5 separate regions of the Homo sapiens genome follow, and all the other regions are linked to region 1. The links are chromatin contacts, found by Hi-C or POLR2A ChIA-PET in ENCODE. All regions are on one chromosome and are shown on one strand. The core of a region is the stretch at or near the end of the contact, and the rest is flanking DNA. Distances in the headings are between cores, read along the strand shown. Region 1 holds the start of UNC13D (unc-13 homolog D). Region 2 holds the start of KCTD2 (potassium channel tetramerization domain containing 2). Region 3 holds the start of SUMO2 (small ubiquitin like modifier 2). Region 4 holds the start of GGA3 (golgi associated, gamma adaptin ear containing, ARF binding protein 3). Region 5 holds the start of SLC25A19 (solute carrier family 25 member 19).

Region 1 (2,794 bases), core at 295-2,794:
GTGTGCTGGCCGGGACCTGCCACCAGCCCCCCAGCCTGCTTCTTCCCCTTAAGCTTTGTGCCCCTGGATGCGCTAACATTCACTCTTGTTTGTCCCTGGACTGGCCATGAAGTGAGGAGATGGTTATTTAAAGAGAATTCCCTATTTATTTGACAAAAAATCCAGTTAATATATTAATGTGAAATAAACCCTGTTTGCACCTCGATTTGTTTGCTGAAAATGTGAAATAGTAAAAATGAAATAACTGGACCCTTTCTGGCTCTGCGTGTGGTGACCCGGGGGTCTCTTCCGGAAGGAGAGCCGTCTGGCCGCTGAGGGCCCTGGAGACTTCTGGGACGGTTCCCTCCCATGGGAGGATCCCCATTCTCACGGCCCAGCCAGCCTGTCTGGTCCCCAAGACAGCTCTGGCCTCTGGAGCTGGTTCTTAACGGTTGTCGCTCAGCAGCTGTGTCCCTCCCCCACTGAGTCCCCAGGGCCTGGCTGGGACAGAGGTGGATGTGGCCCAGAGTTGGCCTTGAAGGGAGGAGTTGGGGCTGCCACCTTGTCCCCTGCTGGCTCCTCGAGGAATGGCAGCCCTGGCCTAAGTCCTGGTTGCTGGAGGGAGGAGGCCGAGTCAGCCCTGGAGCACGTCAGGACCTGTGACAGGGACACTGAGGTAGCCAAGCCGGCTTGCCACCACCCACGTCACGTGCCCTGCTGTGAACTTGAAGGGACAGGAGGGTGGGAAATGGCCAAAGGCCGTGACCAGGCCCACACGCCCGCAAGTCCCCCAGCCCAGCACTGGGCACAGGGTGGGCAGGCCACAGAGCTCTAGGAAAGCCCCATGCTGAGGCGCATTTTCCTGTCCCCCGGGAGCCAAGTCTGTCCTCAGGAGAGATCGGGCAGCAGCCCCTCTGCCTCCTCCTCCTGGCCAGCCTGGCCCAGAGCTCTCTGGGACTTGGCTAAGCCCCCTTCAAGGGTGTCTGAAGGGAGCACTGTCCTGACTGCCAAGGTGGGGGCAGGGGCACAGGGCTGTCCCTGCCCAGCACAGCTTGGCCCCGTCATCTCCAAGGAATGTCACCTGTGGGGCCAGGCAGGCTGAGCAACTGGCTGTCCTCCAGGGAGACGCCTCTTGGGAGCCCCCACCCTGGGCGCCACCACACCCCACCCCACCCCGCCCCGCCCCACGTCTGGACGCACTCGAGGAAGTGGGGTGAGAACCCCCCCGGGCCCAGGTCAGCTTCTCTCAGGGTTCAGCCCAGCCTGGGCACAGCACATGGATGGGGCAGGATGCTGCCCGCCTGTTCTGGGCCCCCCCGCCCCCTGCTGAGAGCGTTGTCCCCTTCCCAGGGCCTCTGTAGGAGGGTGGGGCGGGGCCAGGCCTGCCCACGGGGTCCACCTTCTGCTCCAGCCAGAGGAGGGTCCTGTAGGGATCCCAGCTGGGGAAGGTGCAGGGGGCCTGGGAGACTGCCTCTCCGAAGCGGTGAAACCCTCACCCTTCCGTCCCTCCCAGCCACCCTCCCTAAAACTTCCCCTGACAGAGGGTGGCAGCCCCAGGCTCTTTGCATAATCCTGTGGCTTCGCTGTCTTCACCCAGCACCAGCGGACAGGGAAGGGCAGAGAAGGCCACCATGGCGACACTCCTCTCCCATCCGCAGCAGCGCCCTCCCTTCTTGCGCCAGGCCATCAAGATAAGGCGCCGCAGAGTCAGAGATCTACAGGATCCCCCGCCCCAAATGGCCCCGGAGGTAGGAGTGACCTCACTGGGGAGAGAGCTGGCCTTGGGGAGCACTGTGGTCTCGGGTACGGGTGCCCTGCTGTCTGGCCCCACCTCTCGAAGGCTGGGACTGGGGACCAGCGACCCTCCCCTGCCTACTCCACCCTGGGGAGAGCCCCCTGGGCCAGCAGAGCAGGGGCTGCCAGATGGACTCTGGGCCACTGTGGGCCTCAGGCCCTGTGGTCTGAGGCTCTCAGAACCCCTCCCTCCCGGTTGGCCTGACCCCATCCCCTACTCCTCCAGCTTCAGAAGAGCCGACTCCATTAGGTGGGGGTGTCCCTGCTGTGGGGTGAGCTGTTCGGGGAGCAGCAGACCCCCAGGCCGACGTGGCACCCCCCTCACCTCCGCTGCCGAGCCTCACTTCCGCTGCTGGGTGAGGAGCAGCCGCCACTGATAAGCAGAGCTGTTTCCTCTGGGGAAGGGAGGGAGGTGGGGTGCGGGTGCGGAGGGCTCGCGCTGCTGGGCACCCATGGACCTCAGCCACGGCGGGCCCAGGGACGGACCTCCAGGAGGCCTGCTGGGGGAACAGGTGCGGGGCATCACTGGGGCTGGAGGCCGGGGTGCTGGGGCCCCCATACCCTTGGCCTGGATCAGGCCTCAGAGGAGCCATTCCTGTCCATCTGAGCCTGCTCTGGGCCTCCCGGGACACTGCCTTTCCACCTTGCTCTGCAGATCCAGCCTCCATCCCACCACTTCTCCCCCGAGCAGGTAAGAGTCAGAGTGCTGGGGTGCAGAGAGGTGGGGAGGGCGGCTGTGTGTCCTCCTGCCGGCCGACGCTGATGGCAGCAAGCAACTTGCGGTGGGGAGGGGACTCCTGGGTCTCAACTCCCTCCGCTGCACAAGCCGCCCTTGTCCTGCCCATGGCGAGAGGTGTTGGTGCCAGGGGTGGCTGGTGGGGTCCCCAAGGTGACCCCGTGTGTCTTAGCGGGCCCTGCTCTACGAGGACGCACTCTACACTGTCTTGCACCGCCTGGGTCATCCTGAGCCCAACCATGTGACGGAGGCCTCTGAGCTGCTGCGATACCTGCAGGAGGTGAG
Region 2 (2,794 bases), core at 169-2,668, 800 kb after region 1:
AATCCTACTCATCTTTACAGTAAAAGGAACAAGAAGAAACTGGCTTCTATTACCACAAGGAGGATATAGAGTAGATAAAAATAATTCCTTTATAAGCAAGGGTTTTGAAATCTCTTTAAAGTTAGGGCAGGATAGGTTTCCATCAATCTGAGATTTCTTAGAGAAGAGGAATAAACGAAAACAACAAATGTTTACGCAACTCCAGCTCTGTTTTGAGGTCACCAGCTGAGTGCTATATGGGATATAAGATGGTGTGAGTTATGGTCAGTGCCTTTAAGTTGAGAACTTAAAGGTGAATACGTAAAGTTAAAAAGAAATTGACACAGTTCAAACTGGAAATGGTTTAAGTGTCTTGTCACCTCTCAACCCTTTGGTTAGCAGCCATGCATCCTGCCCAAAATTTTCCCGGGAAAATTTTCATTTTCCTTCTGTCTTAGCCTAGATTTGCAGCGGCAAACAGTAACCTCTTTCCAAAAAACGCATTTGATCTAAATATGGACCTAAACCAGTGACTGTTAACAGATAAAAGTTCTGCGACCAGGACTATAGAAAAGCAGTGTGATATCACAAGGAGCGCTTCCTGCAGCTGTGGAAGCCCAACTTGGCAGAGGGGTCCGAGAGGGAGTCTGAGAAAGCTACAAGGATGCCTGAGCTAACCCTGACCCAGTTCTGGATGCATCTGGCACCGGCAGTGGGGGGACTGAAGAGGAGCCAGGGAAAACTCATGCAGATCTCAGTGGGATGTCAGGGGCAGAGAATATGGAGAAGGGGTGTGGAGTGCGTTCTCGTGGGTGCAGGTGGGCGCAGTGTGGGAAGGAGTCTCAGAGAACGAAGGGCGGGGTCGGGGAGAAAGCCAGAGTATGCCTCAGCATGGAAGAAGGGGAGTGGGAGGTCCCTCTGAGGCCCCTGCGAGTAGTGTGGGAGGGAGGGGGAGGATGGGGTCCCGGCCTGAGGGGGCTGCCTGTGAGGAGCGTGTCTCAGGACTCTGGGGACCGATCTACGAGAAACCAGGGGGTTCGAAGGCCCGGGGGCGCGCCCGAGGGCGGGGCACACCTTGTCTGAGTCCAGCTCCGGGTCCTCCTGGCAGCAGAGGCGGCAGAGAAATGACTTGGGCTCCCGGCCTAAGGTCTGTCTGGTGGTCACGAAGTAGGTGCCTCCCACGTTCAGCCTGACCCAGCGGGCCGCGCCGCCGCCCCCTGCCCGCTCGGGTGGTCCGGGACCCGGCTCCAGCGGCTGCGCGACGGCGGCAGCCGGGCGGCCGTGCCCGCGGGGCGTGGGGCCAGCCGGGCGTGGGCTGGGGGGCCCGCGGACTGGGCCACCCCCGTCGCCCACCCCACTCCCGCCGCCCCCTCCCAGCCCCGCCATCGCCGGGTCCAGCTGCAGTTCCGCCATCTTGGACCGCCGCCGCCACCGCTGCTGCCCGCGCGCAGCCGGGCCGGCCCATTTCTCGGCAGGGAGAGCCGGGCCGGCCCATCGGCGGGGGTGGGGCAGAGGGGAGAGGGACGGGAGCGCCCCCAACCAGCGCCCGGGGACCCGCGCGGGGGAGGCGCTGTGCCCGCCCCCGGGAAGATACTTCCGGAACCAGCCCTCATCTCTATTGGCTGATCTGCGAAGCAAGGCCCACCCCCTTGGCTTTGGGGTTGGCTGAGGAAAGATCTTCCCGTGACCCACTTCCGTTACTTGCTGCGGAGGACCGTGGGCAGCCAGGGTCGGTGAAGGTGAGTGGGGCTTGGGGCATTGGATCCGATCCCTGGAGGGCTCCTCTGCTCTGCCCTCTCCAAACCTCACGCCGACCCTTGTCACGCCCCCGTCAAGGACGCTGGGCCCTCGGCTTGCCCCGCTGGCAGAGTGTCCCTTGTGTAGCTGCCGCTCCTCGCCCCGCGATCCCTTCCTCAGCCCTCCTTGGCGCGCGGGGTCAGGGGGGCCCGGCTGTGTCCCAGGCGCCGCTGATGTAGGCGCTGCCACAAGCCGTGTCTCGTGCAGTCCGCTCCCAGCGCGGCAGACTTCAATAGTTTGGTGGGGGGACTGGGGAAACATTACGCAGACAGTGTTAACCTGCCGAGGGACGCTCAGCTGGCTGCGGGGCTGCGCCCTTCCCCTTCGGCAGCTTCCAGGATTCGAACGTATAGAGCGTTCAGGGCTCCTCGGGTGCAGAGTTCGGTTACTCATTCAAGAAAGATTCATTGAGCACCTCCTATGCGCATGATCTGTTCTAGGCGCTGGGGATTAAGCAATAGATTTTTAAGAATTAAAAAAAATTTCGCCGGGCGCGGTGGCTCACGCCTGTAATCCCAGAATTTTAGGAGGCCAAGGCGGGCGAATCGCGAGGTCAGGAGTTCGAGACCAGCCTGGCCAACGTAGTGAAACCCCGCCTCTACTAAAAATACAAAAAATTAGCTGGGCGTGGTGGAAGGCCCCTATAATCCCAGCTGCTCGGGAGGCTGAGGCAGGAGAATCGCTTGAACCCGGGAGGCGGAGGTTGCAGTGAGCCGAGACCACGCCACTACACTCCAGCCCAGGCGACAGTGCGAGACTCCGTCTCACTCACACACACACACAAAGTTATTTGTGACTTCCATTTTCCACTGATGTTGCGGGAAATCAGGGACCCCAAACAGAGAGACCGGCTGAAACCATGGCAGAAGAACGTGGATTGTGAAGATTTTATGGACATTTATTAGTTCCCCAAATTAATACTTTTGTAATTTCTTATGCCTGTCTTTACTGCAATCTCTAAACATAAATTGTAGAGATTTCATGGACACTTATCACTTCCCCAGTCAATACTCTTCTG
Region 3 (2,794 bases), core at 110-2,609, 660 kb after region 1:
AAGAGGAGTGACAAACTGAGAAGCATACTGGATTCAGCAAAGAAGTCTGCGGTGACCTTGTGGAGAGCAGTTTTAGTGGAACTTTGGGGACAGCACCAGATTGCAGTGGGTTGAGGAGTGAGTGGGAGGGGAGGGGTTGGAGACAGCTGGCGGGGACATTTTTTCGAGCTGTTTGGCCAAGAATGGAGAGAGATAGGATGGTAACTTCATAGAATTGGGAGCTTTTTTTTTTTTTTCTATACTAACGGAGGAGAGGAAGAAAATTCAGGGACAAAAGGAAATAATAAAGCCCCGGGGGAAGAAGCGAGATGGAATCCAGTGCACACACATCGGATTGTTCTTCAGACAGGAGGGACGCATGTGTATGTTTTAACTGGATGCAACGAGGAAAGGATTAAATTGGCTGGAAGCTTGATTGTTGGGTAGTTCTCGCTTATGGATACTGTTTCCTCTTGGAAGACAGGCGATGAGTAAGGATCTCGTTGAATGAATACATGAATATTTTCCCGTAGCTAGTCAAAGTCTAGGGTTACCAGCAGGACAGAAGAAGACACTGTAGGCCGGGCGCGGTGGCTCACGCCTGTAATCCCAGCACTTTGGGAGGCCGAGGCGGGCGGATCACGAGGTCAGGAGATCGAGACCATCCTGGCTAACACGGTGAAACCCCGTCTCTACGAAAAATTAGCCGGGCGTTGTGGCGGGTACCTGTAGTCTCAGCTACTCGGGAGGCTGAGGCAGGAGAATCACTTGAACCCGGGAGGCAGAGGTTGCTGTGAGCCGAGATCGTGCCACTGCACTCCAGCCTGGGCGACTGAGCGAGACTCCGTCTCAAAAAAAAGAAGAAGAAGAAGAAGAAGAAGACACTGCATTTTAGGCAAGAGTCCGGTGGGAAGCAGGTTGAGATTGACTGAGAGGAAGTAACCATGGGAGGGCTGCTGGTCCACTGAATGAGAGAGATTTTTCCAGAACCTCATGCTGGGGCTTTGATTTAGGAATCCCCTTCCTCCTCTAGTAAGTCTGCCTTCCCTGGCCTATGGCTTACGTCTAAAGCCTCGAGCCTCATCGTTCCCACCGAGGACCAGCTGGAAGCCATTTTGATTATGCTCCACCACGAAGGAGGACAATACAGCCCCGCCCAGAGCCAGGCGCGCCCCCGCGGCGGGCCGGGTGCGCGTGTCCGCGCCTCTTCCCGCCGGCCGGGCGGGCGCCTGGCCCAGGACGCGGTGGCGTGGGACGGGGGGTGGGGGTGGTTATGTAAGCGTTGCGCGCTCCCGCGAGGCGCCAGCCAATGGGAGGCTTCGGCTACTCGTGCTCGCGCACGCAGGGTGGGGGGAGGGAGCGCACGACGTGCGCGCACCCTCTCCCCTCGTCCACCGCTGCCGCCTCCTTCTTCTGCCGCTCCTGGTGCTGCTTGTGTGCTCGTTTGGTGCGGACCTGGTACCTCTTTTGTGAAGCGGCAGCTGAGGAGACTCCGGCGCTCGCCATGGCCGACGAAAAGCCCAAGGTGAGCTCGCCGCCGGCCCCTTCGCCTCGCCGCGCGGTGGGGGTCATGGCGCGGGCCGGGGTCCGGCCAGAGCCCGCCGCTGGCTCCCAGCGCTTTCCCGGGCCCCCCACGGGGCCGGCCGCGGCTCAGGCCCGGGCGCTCCGCGCCATTTTCCTCCCTCCCTCTCTTCCTCCCTCCCGCGCCGAAGGAGGCCCCGCCGCTCTCTCCCGCCCCCGGCGGCCTCCGAGTGCGCGCCGGGCGCGAGTTGGGCGGGCAGAAAGCGGACGCCCGCGGACCCACCAGCCCCGAACGGGGATTCTTGGCCCAGCCGGCCGGCGCGCGTGAGGAGGGGCGTTAGGGCGCGCGGGGTCTCCACCTTCTGTCGACCCCGCGTCGGGTGTTGCAGTCTCCGAGGCGGCGAGGAGTCCTCTGGGCTCGGGCTTCACCTCTCGGGTAGGAACCGCGGGCATCTGGGGACCCCTGCCTGGGGCCGCGGCGGCGGGGCGAGGGTTCGGGGCGAATCAATGGGCTGCGGACGGGCAGGAACCTGGATGCCCGCGGGCCGCCGTCCTGGGCCTGGGGGTAGGGGGATTCCCGTGGAGTATTTCCCACTTTAATAGCCTCAGGGGCCCGAAGGGGGAGGGGCAGCGGCTTTTCCCTGGGTGCCAACGAACCCCTAATCCGCGAACACCATGTGGTTTCATGAAGTTGGAGGCACAGGTACGAGCAGAGAGACTTTGTGCGGCTTAACTTTTGAACGCGGCTTTTGAGGCACCCGGAGACTTCCCGGGAGGACTTGGGGACACCCATCATCGGGGCACACGGGACTTGCTGCTTTTAGTTTGGTGGCACCCCCCGCCTCCCGCGCCTTTACTTTCTGGAGCGTTTTAGGGCTACAGAATTGCTTCTGCACTCGATTTTGGACAACTTTAGGTTGGGTCGAAATCTACAAGAAACAAATCAGGATAAAACTGTGTATTTGACCCATGACAACAAAGGGGGGGAGGGGAGAATAAGTGCTCTTAACCGAAAATAAAAATGAAGCTGCTAATAGAGGAGAACGTTAACTGTGGTCCTGACTGAGTATTACCGCTGTTCCGGGGGGAATCGGGATATTCTTCGATTGTTTTTTTTGTTTGTGTGTTTCCTTTAATGGAGATTGGATTTAGGTTATTAAACTGAGTTTGGTAACTTTTTAATGACAACGGTAATGAGTTTTGAATGGCAGGCTGTAGATTTATTGTTTTGTTTCTTGCAGTTGTACTTAAAGTGCTTAGAAAAGAGAAGGGACTCTATTTTTAACTTTTTTGG
Region 4 (2,794 bases), core at 89-2,588, 580 kb after region 1:
TACACTGAAAGTACCAAGTACAAGGCTACGGGGTAGGGGGGCAAGAAAGATGACTGAGGAGGGAAGTGCTGTTTACCTGAATCATGAGGGATCTGGCCAGTACTTTGTTTCCTCCTATCATCATCATGTTGGTGAATTTACTTCAAAGAGAAAAGCAACACGTTTAGCTCTCCAAGGCTGTATCACAGAATCCTCACCAGAAACCCTCCCTGGGATAGTCCCAGTCCATGTAACAAGTGTTTGTTTCCATCTAACCTGATGACTGGGTCTTCAAACACAGAACTTGTTTTCCCTGCTGGAGCAGCTTTGATGAGCTGAGTCTTCTTGAGCTCCCGAACATATTTCTCCTCCTCAGTTAGCTCCTCCACTGGCTTGCGATAATATTCCTTGTCAATCAAGGGATCCTTGAATTCAGGACTATAGCGGCTCCATCTCACCTGAGTTAGCCTGGGAGGGGGGGAAAGGAGGAGGCAGGCAAAAGCTGACTCCACAAGCGAGTAGGTTTGACTTAACAATAGGCATGACTGCCAACGCGCCGACGAGGGGGAGCGGCGCGGAGACCGCGAGCTAAACCTGAGCCACAACAATTCAGGCCCTTGTCCCAAGTAGGAGGACATTCCCCAAGCAGGCGGGTAAAGTCTCCTCCTGGTCAAGTGCTAACGGTAAGGATGGGCTTGGCGCCTACACACCCATCCCAATTCACAGGCGATCCCAGATCTGAGCTCTTTAGCTGAACCGCACTTTCAGCTCCGCGTTAGAACCCTAGATCAGCCAGACTCCTTAGGCGAGAGGTAGTCACTAAACCTTCGGATTGGCGCAGGGTCACGCAGCTAACTTAGAAGCTTGAATCCAGATACTCCGGCCCCCAGGGCAATGCTCTCTCTAGGGGCCCACGCGGCCTGCCTGTGGCCCCCTTCCTTCCTCGCAGCGCCCCCCCGCCGCTGCTCGCCACCCTCTCACCCTGGAAGCTGCAAGACAGCCCGCCGCACGCCCAACGCCAGGCCCGACCATCCTCGGGCAACCTTCACTGCGGGGGCAGCCATCTTGGCTGGCCACGAGGACCCCACAAGGACTGCCCTCGGCGCGCCTGAGCGAGTGACGGGAAACGGGTGAAAAAGACTCCTCAGGGTCCTAAATCTGCGTTTCTCTCCACTGATCTGGACGTTAGAGTTTTTCACTCCGGGGTCCAAAGGGGAGCGCCAAAAGGAAACCCTTGCCCTCCCTGTATCCGTCGCAGTCTGGCGCGGCCCTCGGTGACGGCACTCACTCCTCTCAGGACCCCATGCAGGCCCCGCCCCGTCTCAGCTCGTGCAGACTCTCGCGAGTTTTGAAGCCGCGGGGCCGGGCGGCTGCAATATGGCGGAGGCGGAAGGGGAAAGCCTGGAGTCCTGGCTCAGTGAGTAGCCGCGGCCGTTTCTGCCTGCCCTCGAGCCGCTGGGCTGCCCCTGTCTTCACCCCCACGTCCCCTCCCCGGGCTCCACGGCGTCGCCTCTTGGCAGCCCACGCCCGGTCTCGCCCTCGCCGCGAGCAGCCTGCGATCACGCCCCTTCCCTATCAGGGCGCCGGGCCCCAGTCCGGCCCCCGCTTCCCTCGCTGCGGCGCGTCCTCTTGCTCTGGCGCGCGGCGGCGTGAACTCGGGCTCCTGTCGGGCACCGCAGGCTCGGGGAAAGGCGACAGCCAAGATCTTCGGGCTGACATGCTTCGGCGCTTTGGGGAGATTGTGGTGGGGTCGCCGCCCGGCGGTGACACCAGGAACCCAGCGCCCCAATCCCTGACTAAGGGAGAAGCTTCGGATTGGGGCTGAGTCTCCGGTAGTGGTGGGTGCTGCCGACTGCGTTCAGTCGCCTGGCAGCTTCAGAATTGTGACCATGTGTTGGAGAAGTGACGGCTTCGCTCAGGCAGAATGCTTGAAGTGAGAATAATATTCCAAAGAGAGCGATGATAGAGAACAGAGAGCTCTACCTTTTTCCTGCAGTGACCACAGAAGCATGGTGAAATCGGTGTCGGGAATTCCCCCCCCACACACATACATATACCCCCTTGAATATCCTAACGAGTCAGTGTTGATAGCCTATTCTGAGTAAGGCTGAGGAGCACAGTCTGAAGCTGTAGTTATAGAAGCGTATTGCTGTCATTGCACTGTGAATTACAGTGCTACGAAGGAAATGTGTGTTAACCTGGTTAGCAGGTAGTACTCTGCCTGAGGGTTAATAAGTGAACTTTCCTGTAGGCTAGACCTGGAAGCCTCCTTTAAGTGGAGAGAGAAATTGGACTGGTAATGGGATAGGTGAGATACCTAGTATTGCCTTGTTCTGAGGTCTCTTATTTAGTACTGCTTCCGGGATCTTGGAGGTGATAGCTATTTCCTCAAATTGTCTGATTTTTCCTAGTAAGAAACCCCCTTCAGGAGGTTGAGCTTCAGTTTAAAGGGGAGCATATCCCAAAAGAGAGAAAAAGTAAGATCACGTTTGCAAAATCTGCAGTTGCAGGCAGGTCATAAGGCTTCTTTATATATGGAAGTGTTCTCCAAGGAGCTCAAAGTACTTTACAGATATTCATTAAATTAGTTTACCAAGTATTCTAGCAAAGCAGGCACTACTGCCATAATTTCACAAAAAGAGGACATCCTGACTCCAGTCAAACCACTTGCCCAGAAATGCCCAACTTGCTATAACCAGAGTGGAATTAGTTTGCTTTGAAGGTATTAATATGGGTATTGAATAATTTAAATGACCTAAGCTGAGTTTAATAGGCTACATTTAGAGTTACATTTTGTTTTTGTTACTTGTTTTTG
Region 5 (2,794 bases), core at 128-2,627, 550 kb after region 1:
GTTGCACCGAGCCGAGATCGTGCCACTGCATTCCAGCCTGGGTGACAGAGTGAGACTCTTGTCTCAAAAAAAAAAAAAAAGTTTGAGACCAGACTGACCAACATGGCAAAACCCCATCTCTACTAAAGATACAAAAAATTAGCTGGGCATAGTGGTGCACGCGTGTAATCCCAGCTACTCGGGAGGCTGAGGCAGGAGAATCGTGTGAACCCCAGAGGCAAAGGTTGCAGTGAGCTGAAATAGCACCATTGCACTCCAGCCTGGGCGACAAGAGCAAAACTGTCTCAAAAAAAAAAAAAAAAAAAAAAAAAAAAAAAAAAAAAAAAAAAGAAGAACATTTCTTTCTTTCAGAAAAGTGTAAACACTAATTCATATTTGATATTAAAAGTTTTTTTGGGGGGTCGGAGTGACAGTTTTGTGTGTGTGTGAAGCATAATGTATACGTATTAAAAAGGGAATGCTTGTCCTTTAAAGACACATACTGAAATATTTACTGGTGAAAACACGTGATGGTATTTACTTCAGAATAACGCTGGGCAGCGCGTGCGAGGTAGGTGCAGAAATAGAGGAAACAAGATTGCCCCATGAGTCGCGTAACTGCTGAGGTCGGAGAGCGACTCTACGCGGCTTCATCGGGTTATTCCACTTCTGTGTATCTTGAAATTTTCTACAATAAAAATGTCTTAAAATTGTGCGTCAAAATGATAACACGAATATAAAAATGCAATTAAAAAGTCAGGAGGCAATACTGTCGCGCAAAACCGTGACGCTAGTTGTGTGCGGGCGGTAGGATGAGTCATTTCCTCCTTCCTTTCTATATTTTCTGTCTATATACTTTTAATATTACTTTTATAATGAGAAATACTAAAACTCGGGGTGAGAGGGGGGGACACTCGTGTTTTTGCCTTCCCCGTCCCCGAGGGGACTGTTCTCATCTATTCTCTTCCCGACGTCCTCCAGCTTTTTGCTAGGCTTCCTGCCATCTTTACCAAGTTGAGATTATCCGGGTTCTGGCATTAACAGAGTTTGAGGAAAGCGGGTCAAGTCTACCGCGCCCTAACCTTGGACCCCGCCTGCAGGCTGACTTTCGAGTCACACGCCAGAGCACGGCGACCCCTAAGGTCGCAGCCCGGCTTCGCAAGGCACCTCCTTCTAACGCGTCGGTCGAACTCGCGCGCCCGCGAGCAGCCGGACTACATCTCCCAGGAAGCTGTGCGCCGTCCAGCTGTCCTGCCCTTGGTCGCGAAGGACTACATTACCCGGTGATATCTTGCGGGAGGCGGTTGCCAGACCTCAAGCGCACAACCATTGGTCCAGCGTCTGGCGGGGAGCTGCACGGTGATTGGCCCAGGAGCCCGCCAGTTTCGTCCGAGCTCAGTAGAGTTTTGCTGTTAAGACTGCGCGAGGAGCTAGAGAGAGCGGAGAGCGCTGAGCCGGGCCGCACCCGCCGAGCCGTGTGAGTAACCTCTACCTCCGTCCTTCTCGCCGCCCTCTCGGGGACCAGCACCCTCGCTCCTCAGGGTGGTCGGGAGGGAGCACACGCACCCGGGCGCTCACGAGAGGGCGGGGACTGTGTACACACGTGTCACACCAGACCAGAGAAGCATCTCCAGGGACACCGGCGGCCGAGCCCCGCGCACGCCCTTGAGCACCTGAGCTCCAGGGCGTCCCCTCGGACTCAAGGAGAAAAAACACACCCCGAGGCACACGTGGACACCTAGGTACCCACACGGGGACCTCTGCAGATTTGCTCAGCTGAGCCCTTGGGCACATGGGCACCCGAACACCAGGAAGAGCCTGGTATGCTCCGGTCTCCTGACAGCGATCCAGGACACCTGCCACTCGGGCTTGCTCCTCCTTTCTGCCCAGATGGGCGGGAAACACGCTGCTCAGTGTGACCTGAGCGGTCCCTGGGTAACCCCTGGAGAGGTTTTGCCTCTCAGTCGCTTGCCGCGTGTTTAAACTTCCTCATGGGCGCCTGGGGAGGAGTTCCAGGGTGGGTGAGAGGAGAAAAGGAATTGATGTCTGGGGTGGAGGCTGCCATCCTGTAGGTAGTATCTCCCCTCCTCCCCCACCCCCACCCCCACTACTACAAGTATTCAAGAACTAGGGTAATTCTGAAGGCTAGTTTTAGGGATTTTTTTTTTTTTTTTTTGCCATAACAAATTCAAACAGTATAGAATTATCGACAGGTCTACCTTCCTTTTTCCCTTCTCAGCCCTTCTCCCTGTGATCAGTTACCAACTACCTGTTGATGTGTGTGGTTACAGACTTCTTTCTATGCTTTGTACAACTCTACAGACCGTATGTAGGTATTACTGTTTTTGTTTTTTGTTTTTACAAAAAAGGAAAAAAGTACATCTCCTGGAAGGGATGCTTTTTAGCTGAGCTCTGGTGGATGAGAGGAGCTAGCCTTGAAAAAGTGAGTAGGGGCTGAGAGTGGGGCTGTATTTCAGACGTAGGGAACTGGAGGAGTAGAGGCAAGGCAATTGATAGGAGTGCTCCCCGAGTTTTCCAGGAACTGGGCAGAAGCAGTCAGACCACTCTGGTTAAATGAGGGAAGGGGAAGAGTGGTCCAGAGTGAGGCTGAAGAGGTCAGTAGGTCTGAGTCAGGGGAGCCCAGGAGCGTCATTTTCTTTTTTGTTTTGTTTTGTTTTTTTGTTTTTGAGACGGAGTCTCACTCTGTAGCCCAGGCTGGAGTGCAATGGCGTGATTTCAGCTCACTGCAACCTCTGCCTCCCAGGCTCACGTGATTCTCCCTCCTCAGCCTCCCAAGTAACTGGGATTACAGGCG

The links. Hi-C counts contacts between places; a loop is a spot of excess contacts on that map. ChIA-PET counts read pairs that join two places held with the same protein, here RNA polymerase II (POLR2A). Pooled maps may share reads with other maps.
Region 2: a loop to region 1 is called in a pooled map, with 5 times the contacts of the local background. The contact joins the promoter of KCTD2 here to the promoter of UNC13D in region 1. A Hi-C loop is called at or near these places in 8 of 50 pooled maps.
Region 3: a loop to region 1 is called in a pooled map, with 3 times the contacts of the local background. The contact joins the promoter of SUMO2 here to the promoter of UNC13D in region 1. A Hi-C loop is called at or near these places in 6 of 50 pooled maps. POLR2A ChIA-PET finds 5 or more read pairs at or near these places in 3 of 52 experiments (CD8-positive, alpha-beta memory T cell, WTC11 and activated T-cell).
Region 4: a loop to region 1 is called in a pooled map, with 3 times the contacts of the local background. The contact joins the promoter of GGA3 here to the promoter of UNC13D in region 1. A Hi-C loop is called at or near these places in 7 of 50 pooled maps. POLR2A ChIA-PET finds 5 or more read pairs at or near these places in 7 of 52 experiments (A549, BJ, CD4-positive, alpha-beta T cell and 4 more).
Region 5: a loop to region 1 is called in a pooled map, with 2.9 times the contacts of the local background. The contact joins the promoter of SLC25A19 here to the promoter of UNC13D in region 1. A Hi-C loop is called at or near these places in 2 of 168 maps with a recorded cell type or tissue (naive thymus-derived CD4-positive, alpha-beta T cell and natural killer cell), 4 of 37 single-sample maps with no recorded cell type and 12 of 50 pooled maps. POLR2A ChIA-PET finds 5 or more read pairs at or near these places in 7 of 52 experiments (B cell, CD4-positive, alpha-beta T cell, CD4-positive, alpha-beta memory T cell and 4 more).

Annotation. Positions count from the first base shown.
Region 1 is chr17:75,843,154-75,845,947 of GRCh38, reverse strand. UNC13D (unc-13 homolog D) reads left to right here and starts at 1,544. Exons shown (of 32, transcript NM_199242.3): 1 at 1,544-1,727; 2 at 2,429-2,464; 3 at 2,682-2,789. The coding sequence starts at 1,611. It overlaps WBP2 (WW domain binding protein 2), which reads left to right. Exons shown (of 8, transcript NM_012478.4): 8 at 1-249. RefSeq lists enhancers at 605-694, 825-904, 1,323-2,027 and silencers at 1,135-1,294, 1,305-1,364, 2,215-2,274.
Region 2 is chr17:75,045,849-75,048,642 of GRCh38, reverse strand. KCTD2 (potassium channel tetramerization domain containing 2) reads right to left here and starts at 1,418. Exons shown (of 6, transcript NM_015353.3): 1 at 1,054-1,418. The coding sequence starts at 1,392. It overlaps ATP5PD (ATP synthase peripheral stalk subunit d), which reads left to right and starts at 1,674. Exons shown (of 6, transcript NM_006356.3): 1 at 1,674-1,718. RefSeq lists enhancers at 1,435-1,729, 1,614-2,199, 2,138-2,207 and a silencer at 1,308-1,737.
Region 3 is chr17:75,181,524-75,184,317 of GRCh38, reverse strand. It overlaps SUMO2 (small ubiquitin like modifier 2), which reads left to right and starts at 1,359. Exons shown (of 4, transcript NM_006937.4): 1 at 1,359-1,504. The coding sequence starts at 1,484. RefSeq lists silencers at 1,060-1,289, 1,420-1,819 and an enhancer at 1,401-2,051.
Region 4 is chr17:75,260,150-75,262,943 of GRCh38, reverse strand. It overlaps GGA3 (golgi associated, gamma adaptin ear containing, ARF binding protein 3), which reads left to right and starts at 1,338. Exons shown (of 17, transcript NM_138619.4): 1 at 1,338-1,396. The coding sequence starts at 1,357. It overlaps MRPS7 (mitochondrial ribosomal protein S7), which reads right to left and starts at 1,065. Exons shown (of 5, transcript NM_015971.4): 1 at 961-1,065; 2 at 256-447; 3 at 77-140. The coding sequence starts at 1,043. RefSeq lists enhancers at 279-1,156, 953-1,362, 1,833-1,932.
Region 5 is chr17:75,288,016-75,290,809 of GRCh38, reverse strand. SLC25A19 (solute carrier family 25 member 19) reads left to right here and starts at 1,377. Exons shown (of 8, transcript NM_001126121.2): 1 at 1,377-1,456; 2 at 2,219-2,308. RefSeq lists enhancers at 869-918, 959-1,008, 1,099-1,298, 1,731-2,232.